Regions from separate parts of the Homo sapiens genome. Here region 2 is linked to region 1. The links are chromatin contacts, found by Hi-C or POLR2A ChIA-PET in ENCODE. All regions are on one chromosome and are shown on one strand. The core of a region is the stretch at or near the end of the contact, and the rest is flanking DNA. Distances in the headings are between cores, read along the strand shown.

Evidence for each region. Hi-C counts contacts between places; a loop is a spot of excess contacts on that map. ChIA-PET counts read pairs that join two places held with the same protein, here RNA polymerase II (POLR2A). Pooled maps may share reads with other maps.
Region 2: a loop to region 1 is called in a map of PC-3, with 3 times the contacts of the local background. The contact joins two enhancer-like sites. A Hi-C loop is called at or near these places in 3 of 168 maps with a recorded cell type or tissue (Caco-2, Calu3 and PC-3), 1 of 37 single-sample maps with no recorded cell type and 3 of 50 pooled maps. POLR2A ChIA-PET finds 5 or more read pairs at or near these places in 4 of 52 experiments (A673, Caco-2, H1 and 1 more).

What each region holds. Positions count from the first base shown.
Region 1 is chr3:121,940,166-121,945,028 of GRCh38, forward strand. SLC15A2 (solute carrier family 15 member 2) reads left to right here. Exons shown (of 22, transcript NM_021082.4): 21 at 219-323; 22 at 666-4,023. The coding sequence ends at 842. Among named protein-coding and RNA genes, the nearest start is that of SLC15A2, 48 kb to the left of the region's middle. Within about 2 kb of position 2,131, at least 5 of the 41 ENCODE cell types and tissues checked have a DNase peak (open chromatin) inside an H3K27ac peak, as active enhancers do; they include PC-3, where a contact is called at or near this core.
Region 2 is chr3:121,993,823-121,998,178 of GRCh38, forward strand. ILDR1 (immunoglobulin like domain containing receptor 1) reads right to left here. Exons shown (of 8, transcript NM_001199799.2): 6 at 360-491; 7 at 1-148. Among named protein-coding and RNA genes, the nearest start is that of ILDR1, 26 kb to the right of the region's middle. RefSeq lists enhancers at 1,540-1,834, 3,594-3,673, 3,704-3,813. Within about 2 kb of position 1,454, at least 24 of the 41 ENCODE cell types and tissues checked have a DNase peak (open chromatin) inside an H3K27ac peak, as active enhancers do; they include PC-3, where a contact is called at or near this core.

The DNA of each region.
Region 1 (4,863 bases), core at 881-3,380:
TGAAGATTATATGACATAATGAGTTTAAATATATTCAGTTAGGAGCTTCATCTTATTCTTACTGTTTACATTATTAACACCCTCTGAATCAATGTGATAGCTGAACTTAATAAGAGAAGTTCTAACTTGGAAGCTTTTGTGGGAGAAGTTTCCTGGATGCATGGGGCATGAGGGCAGTGAAGGGGGTTTGTTTACTTTCAAACTTGTGTCATCCCCAGGCTCCCTCTAGCATGAAATCTGTGCTCCAGGCAGCTTGGCTATTGACAATTGCAGTTGGGAATATCATCGTGCTTGTTGTGGCACAGTTCAGTGGCCTGGTACAGGTATGGATCTGAGGGAAGCAGGATTCATTTCTACTCAAGTTTTTCCTCCAGCTTTCTCTTCTCCCTTTCCCCCATCTCTCTGCTTCCCACATTCCCCATTCAGTGCTGTGACATGAAATGGGTTAGATATACAGACTTTACCAGGAAAATAGACATATGTAAGTGGCAATAATGACTACAATATACCTATGTGAGGAGAGGCCAGTGAACCCAGTCTTTGTCCAGCAAAAGTCTGGTTAAACTGGTGATCCCAGGTCAGTCTGCTCCCCACTCCTCATCCTGTAAAGATCTCTTTAGTTTCAGGTTTCTCCATATTCTTCTCATATTTATTTCCCCCTGCAGTGGGCCGAATTCATTTTGTTTTCCTGCCTCCTGCTGGTGATCTGCCTGATCTTCTCCATCATGGGCTACTACTATGTTCCTGTAAAGACAGAGGATATGCGGGGTCCAGCAGATAAGCACATTCCTCACATCCAGGGGAACATGATCAAACTAGAGACCAAGAAGACAAAACTCTGATGACTCCCTAGATTCTGTCCTGACCCCAATTCCTGGCCCTGTCTTGAAGCATTTTTTTTCTTCTACTGGATTAGACAAGAGAGATAGCAGCATATCAGAGCTGATCTCCTCCACCTTTCTCCAATGACAGAAGTTCCAGGACTGGTTTTCCAGTACATCTTTAAACAAGGCCCCAGAGACTCTATGTCTGCCCGTCCATCAGTGAACTCATTAAAACTTGTGCAGTGTTGCTGGAGCTGGCCTGGTGTCTCCAAATGACCATGAAAATACACACGTATAATGGAGATCATTCTCTGTGGGTATGCAAAGTTATGGGAATTCCTTTATAGGTAACTGCCATTTAGGACTGATGGCCCTAATTTTTGAGGTGCTGATTTAGAGGCAAAATTGCAGAATAACAAAGAAATGGTATTTCAAGTTTTTTTTTTTATAAGCAATGTAATTATGCTATTCACAGGGGCCTCAAGAATTGGTATGTATGATGTGATCTGGTCCAGCCAGGGCCTGGCTTGTCAGCTCTCTAGGTTTGATATGACTTTAGTAAATTTGTCAATATAGATGGTAGGAAGCAGAATGCCATTTTATTAAAACACAGGAGAAGTTATATCTCTCTGATTATGATAGTATTTTATTTACTTATCCAAACCCTCCTTTCTCAGTATGGATAGATCATGGAAACCAGATTAGAGATAGTAAGCATTAGTAAACATTGTTCTGGAGAACAGGAACAGGTGTAAGTTGTAGAAATCCTGAAGAGCCAGTCATTCTTTTACAGAGTACATTCTTCTTAGCCTCTATGGCGCTGGTCTATGCCCTTCAGTGAACAGTTGTATAAACAATAATTATAATTTGCAACCTTGTCTTGTCAACCTTGCTGATCCAGCTTTTTCTTATTATTACACCTTGTCTTGCTTATTGCAGCAAATATTCAATAACAACAATGTTTCTATAAGTCCAACTTCCTTTATTAATGTTTCCATTTAGCCTCAAAAATATCAAAGTAGTTCCTTTTTGATGTTGTTTTCCTGATTTACTTTTCCCATAAGTTTTAAATACCATTTCTGCCTTGAAGCCTAGAAATTTTCTTTTTATTCAAAAAAAGTTACATTAATGCTCTAGGTTTGAGGTTCTAAAATGGAAATGTCAATAGAGGAGCATGGTCCTATGTGAGGTTCCTATCAAAATTTGTGGGAGTAGGGATGGTAGAGCATGAGGGTTTTGTTTGTGTATGTGTATGGTCATGAAAAAAAATTGAGAAACATTACCTCATACACAATGAATGAATCAGAGGACAGACACGGGAATGGCACGACTGTGCAGTGTGTTACTAGGAAAAAAGTTCAGAATCACTGTTCTAGAGAGCTTCATTTCCATTGGTTTTAAAACATTATTCTCATGTAGAACAGTGTTGGGTCTCATACTGTTAATGTTAATACGTAACAATGTTCATGTTAACAGGCACCTGTTAATATTAACAGATAATGTTACTGTTAACAGGTAAGAGAAATTGCTCTAAGTGCCCAAACTTTATATACTTCAGTTTTAATGACAAGCATTTCAGAAATATAAGAGCGGCAGCCAGACCAACCAGTTTTTCCAGATATCTTGATGTGAACCTGACCCTACTCCTTTAGAAGACAGCCTGTTCATTTTTAAATAGCTTTAACCCAAACTGTTCTATGACCATTGTTTCAAGAGACATTAACACAGTTCTGTAAATAGAAGTGTCTATGGACAAATAAGTTTGGGAAATGTGGCATACTGTATCCTTTTCTTAACATTTGCATATTAAAGACTCTGAGATATCCTGCAGTAAAGACACAAGATACCTTGTTTAAATTAACATGTACGCTGCAGAACATTGGTTTGGAAAAAACTGTTGAGCAGTTCTTCCTTGTAAGTGCTGAGCTTCCTCTCTGAAACCTCCTACCATTGTTTTTTTTCCCCTGTAGCTAACAAGAATAAGTATAACAGCCGGCCAGGCACAGTGGCTCATGCCTGTAATCCCAGCACTTTGGGAGGCTGAGACAGGTGGATCACCTGAGGTCAGGAGTTCGAGACCAGCCTGGCCAACATGGTGAAACCGTGTCTCTACTAAAAGTACAAAAATTAGCCAGGTGTGATGGCAGGTGCCTGTAATCCCAGCTACTCGGGAGGCTGAAGCAGAAGAATTGCTTGAACCCGGGAGGCAGAGGTTGCAATGAGCCGAGATCACGCCATCACACTCTAGCCTGGGGGACAAGAGTGAGACTTCATCTAAAAAAAAAAAGAAAAGAATATGTATACCCCCTTTTTCATGTGGCAGATGTTTAGCTATTTGGGGAGAACTTTCATGGCTCTTCCCTAATCATCAAGTATTCAAGGTAAAGATTCTCGGTTCCTGTAATGGTTCCTCACCAGGCATAATTTGTCCTTTTACCATCCTACTTTCTGTCTTCTGAAAAACATTCTTTATCTGAAATACAGCAATTAATATTAAGATATCTTAATATGAAGTGCCTGGAGTCAAATATAACATTCCAAAGTAGTCTGACTGGAAGAACTAGCACCTGCCTTTCTTCAAACAATGCACTTCTGTTAATGCAGTGTAAGGTAACATGAGTTGTTTTTGGAAACTACATCATAATGTGGGCTTACATTCTAGCACTTATCACTTAATGACAGGGATACATTTGAGGAATGCATTGTTAGGCAATTTTGTCATTATGCAAACATCATAGAGTGTACTTACACAAACCTATGGTATAGCCTACTACACATCTAAGTTATATGGTATAGACTGTTTCTCCAGCTATATGGTGTAGACTGTTTCTCCTAGGCTACAAACCTGCACAGCATGTTACTGTATTAAATGCTGTAGGCAATTGTAACACAATGGTATTTTTATACTTAAACATATCTAAACATAGAAACGGTACAAAAAACTTTACACATTATATAGATGTATCAAATTATTCATATGTGCTCTGAAAATGTCTATATCTGTTATGTATCAATTTTTTAAAAAGTGAATGACATAATTCATTTGAAAAAATGTGGACACACAAATTGGAAAAGAGGTATAAATGCAGTATTATAATCTAATGGGACCACCATCACATATTTGGTCTGTCATTGACTGAAACTGCAATATAGAGTTTTTCTTAACATTTGCATATTAAAGACTCTGACTATATATGGACATATATGACTGTCACCATTGTAAGACATTTTGATGTTATTCTAAGTGACATGTTAAACCATTGGAAGTTTAGAACATGAGAGTGACATAATGTGATCATTTAAGATCACTTTGGCTGCTAAGGGGAGAATTATCTATAGTCAGGAAGGAAAAGAAGTAAGGAGTTAAGTTAGGAGGCTTTTGCAATAGTTCAGGCAATAGATGGTAGTGACTTGGACAAGGTGATAGTAGTGGAGGTGGAGAGAAATGGTTTGACTTGGAATTAAACTTTAAGCTAGAACTGACAAGATTTGAGTGTAGTTTGGATACACAATTTAAAAGAAAGAAATGCGCCAGATGTGGTGCCTTACACCTGTAATCTCAATTCTTTGCAAGGATAAGGCAGGAAGATTCTTTGAAGCCGGGAGTTCAAGACCACTCTAGGCAACATAATGAGACCCCCTCTCTACAAGAAATAAAAATAAAAAAATTAGCCGGGTGTGGTGGTGTGCACCTGCAACCCCAGCTTCTCAGGAGGCTGAGGCAGAACAATCCCTTGAGCCCAGGTGCTTAAAGCTGCAATGAGCTATGATCACACCACTGTACTCCAGCCTGGACAATAGGACCCTGTCTCAAAATGAAAGAAGCGGTGGGGGGTGGAGAGAGAGAGAGAAAGGAAGGAAGGAAGGAAGGAAGCAAGGAAGGAAGGAAGGAAGGAAGGAAAAAGAAAAGAAAAAGAAAGAAAGAAAAAAGCTCACTCCTAGATTTGGTCCTAAGTAGTAAGGATGAATCAGGATGCAATTTTCTAGAAATAGCAAAGACTAGGATAAGAAAAGTTTTCTGGTATGAGTTTTGTTTTGG
Region 2 (4,356 bases), core at 204-2,703, 53 kb after region 1:
CTGCCTTTGAGGTCAGGGGGCAGAGGCTGGGCCAGGTTGAGGTTCCGCAGTTCTTTCTCCAAATACTCCAGGACACCATTGGCGATGGGAGGCTGATTGGTGGTCTGGGTCATTGGCATCTGCGGGAGGCTGGACGGCAGGGACAAATCTGAATGGAAACAAGGACAGGACAATAGAACAAATGGCCCAAAACATACACCTCAGAATCAGGACATCAAAATGTGACATTGGTTAGCATGAATCCCTCCCATCTCCATCATGAAGATGCCTGCCGCATCGGTCACAGAGGTCTTGATGTAGCCCATGTTCCCGCCCTTGCCCTCTGCCCTCCCCTATCCCAAATCTCTGGAAGAGTTTACCTCGCTGCAGCAGCGGGTGCATTGGATAAGATGAAACCTGGGAGCTCCTGTCCGCCCCCCAGTACAGGGGTTTTCCCATCATCTGAGGACCTAGGGCCTGGGCCTGCTTCATGTAGCGGTGGCGGGCCAGGGCTGCAGGGAAAGAAGGAGAAATGCAGGCCCTCAGCCAGGGCAAGCCCCACACCTCCCACTTCACTTCTTTCCACCTAGGGGCCTTGCAAGAGGCCAGCTTCTCTTGTCCATTCTCACCTATTTTGCATGGGAGTAAGGGTTAAGGGGGTAGTAAATTAACTGTCCCCCTGGCGAGGAGCTGGAATTAAATTATCTTCAAGACTGCAACTTTTGTACCCCAGTAAAGTATATTCTTAAAACTTGACTTCCTAGCCTCAAAATCATTTCATCATCTTGCCCATTCCTAAGGTCACCCAAAATGCATAGGTAGATTCATGGATACTAGCATACAATGAATAAGTGGGCCATAGGCCAATAAAACTAGAAGCCAAAGGCCAGAAACAGAAGGTCCAGATGCGAAGGACTTAGAGGATGCTGTGAGTCAGGGGCTGGGGGCATCTGCTCAGAGTGAAGGAAAAAGGGAAGGGCATGATACTGAAGATAATGGGCAGAATTACTTGGCAATTGCATGGAAGAGTATTTCTAGCTGGCATGCCAACCCTGGGTGGAAGAAAGTTTGTGGGAAGAAGGCAAGGGCGTGCAAAAAGCTCAAGTAGATTCCAGTGAGTCCTTTCTACTCTTCCCGCCTTATTAAGTATTGAGATTGTCCCTAAGTAGGGGAATTTCTCAGGGGTGGGGTGGAAGCAGGGAAGGGAGATGAGAAATACTATTTCCTTTTATGGCAAAGAAAATCATATAAAAAAAGTAGTGCAAGGGATCCATAAAAATGTCACTCCAGCCCCTTAGGTGGGGCTGGTCTGAGGCATACAACCCGCAGTGAGTACAAATTAAAAACAAAAGCATTTCGTTGTTTTTGTTTGTGCTTTTCTATTTTGGGGTAGTTGTGGCTGAGTGCCTCATGTTTCCTAAGGGCTCTGCCTATCCACGCGTGTTGGACGTGTGCCTGTACGTTAAGTGCAGGAAGTGCCAGCCTCAGTGTGAACGAGGTTAGGCCCCAGCCTGGCATTCTCAGTTCCTCCTTGCTTCCCTGGGCCCTGTGGCCACCCCTAAAACAGCAGGGCCACGTACAGTAGAAGGGGGCAGAAAGCTGGCATCCTGAACACAGCCACATAGGGTGTAGGGTTTGCCAAGGCCAGCAGCAAAGGGGTCATCCAGTGGGCTGCTCAGTGATTCCAGTATGAAACTTCCAGCACAACAGGAAGTGGTTGTAACAGAGTCCCCAGAAATGTCCGGAGCTCCAACCCTCAGTGTGAGTCACAGCCTAGCCTGGAAGAAATCAGAGGCAAACTTGCAGCAGCTCCCCCAGCAGCTACACCTTCATGCCAGCTGATCACCTGGAGCCTCCCTGAAGACAGGTCCACAGGCTCAGCACTGCCCTCTCCCTCTGCAGAGATGCCTCTCCCTAGCTCCCTCTTCTGGCCACCACCAACACACATACTGGAATGCCCAGCCTTATACATGTAATTTACTTTACATAAGCTAACTAGTTCTCTGAAAAATCTCTTCACGTGGGAATCCAATGAGGAAGCTGGGCTCAGAGAGATTACCTTCCCAGCCTAAGGTCCTACAGCTAGCGACTGGCAGAGCCAGGGTGTGAACCTGTGTGACGCTCAAGCCTACACTCTTTGTGTGCCGCACCGCCAAGTCCCCAGACTCCTTTATTTTCTGTGATGAAGCAAAAAACCTTCCCTGCAGGCACCTCCTCAATTTACCTCTCTCTAACTCGGCTCCAGACCTTTCAAAGTCCACTCCAGACTAGTCTCTCCTTCCATAGCCTCGGGACATCTGATTCCAAGGAGAACAACCCTACCCACTGTACCCCTTTAATGGAATCCTAGCTTCTTCCAGATGGTCCTATTCCCATTTAGCCACTCCTCCTGCTTCCTTCAATCAGGGAGAAAGGCAGAGTTGTGCTTCCTCTTTGCTCCTCAAATGATTTTTTCACTAATGGGACTCCTTCCACAAATAACTCTCTAACAACCCTTCCAGATCCTCCATGAGTGTTTCTGACATTTCCCTGAGTTTTTTTCACACAGTCCAGAGATTAATTCACCTGCTCCCTTAGCTGCCACACCATTTTTCCAGGGTCTCACCCTTCCTTCTTGCACTAAAACTAATGAAACAGGATGGAAGACACAGCCTTTGAGCTTTTCTCTTGCGTGCCTTCCCCTGCATCCCTGAAAACAGCCTCACGGGATGTCTAGGCTATCAGGGGTATCTGTTGCTCACCTAATGGGGAATCAGATAGGCAATAAAAGTAGGAAACCTGGATAAGGCAACAAAGCTGCAAAAGACTCCCAATAAGTTATCTTTTAACCTCAGTGGAGTAAAATCTGCCTTAGTCACCCTTAATGAGCTTGTTAAAAATACAGCTTTCTGAGCCTCACTCCCAGGGACTCTCCTTCAGCTGGTCTAATGCAAGGCAAGAAAATTTGTATTTTCAACAAGCTCCCTGTTCCAATAATGTAGGAGTCAACTTGGAATTGACTGCTGAGGATTCTCAACAACCCTTTGGTCACCATTCCTTACCATCCCCTCTCCACTCTTACAGAACCCATTCTTGCCCTTGTTTTGTTTTTTTTGTTGTTGTTGTTTTGTTTTGTTTGAGATGGAGTCTCGCTATGTCACCCAGGCTGGAGTGCAATGGCACGATCTCGGCTCACTGCAACCTTCGCCTCTGGGGTTCAAGCGATTCTTCTGTCTCAGCCTCCCGAGTAGCTGGGATTACAGGCGCCCACCACCATGCTCAGTTAATTTTTGTATTTTTAGTAGAGATAGGGTTTCACCATGTTGGCCAGGCTGGTTTTGAACTCCTGACCTCAGGCGATCTGCCTGCCTCGGCCTCCCAAAGTACTGGGATTACGGGCATGAGCCACCATGCCCAGCCCTTGCCCTTCTTTTAACCTATGGTCACTTAGTCTATTTGCTTTCTCCAAAACTACCAGTCCTCCCTGATTTGACTGACCAGTCATTTCTGGGACATCCTCAGGTGTTTCCTAGAATCTGATGCCCCTTTGAACTCTTGTCATTTTAGCTTTAGGAAACTACCAGCAGATGCTTCTGGGTCCCAACCAGGCAATTGACCTCAAATAGCCCTCCTCCCAATAGGGCTTTCCTTCTTGACCTCTCAAACATGCATTCCCTCCTCTATAGCAGCAGGTTAAACATTCCCCACCTCTTAGGTCTTCCCCTGCCTGTGAACTTTCTGCTGATGACTTCATCTCTATTGATGAAGAGGAACCAGCCCTGAACGTGGAGCCAAGAAACCTAGGTTTAGTCCAGGGCCCACTGCTAACAGGCTGTAACAAGTAATTGTGGAAAAATCTCCCTCGACTTCACTTCCCTCAGCTGTGAGGCAGAAGGAGATGGGGCAGGAGAGATCAGAGAGTCTCACTGTGGCTGTGGCCTACTGCTGGGCATGCCTGGAGGTTCTCCAGTAAGGAGGGCCAGTAACTGCTCTAGGGATGAAAGCCGTTTCTCCAGTTCTTAGGGAAAAAATACGTTTCCATTTCAAAAATGTCTATCTTTAAGTCCTACAGAGGGCTGTTTACCACTATTAGGTGAACTATCAAGGGTTACTAAAATTTGGTCTTATTTTCATTTTTCTCCTCTCTAATCCTTTTTTAACTCTCACTAGAAAGTGGGAGCAGGTTGGGGAGGTGGGATGTGATCAAAGAAGTTCAAGAATCACTGACATGTTTCTTGAAGCTTCCTTCTGCATCTAGAATTTTGATTTGCTGAAATCGAGTCAGGCAGATGTGAGCTCCCTCAGCTTCCTCCCTTACATCTTAATCATCCTCCACATTTTAATGACTTCCTTTCTGTCTTCAGAGGCCAGGCTGCTTCCCTTTCCCTTCCGCTCCCT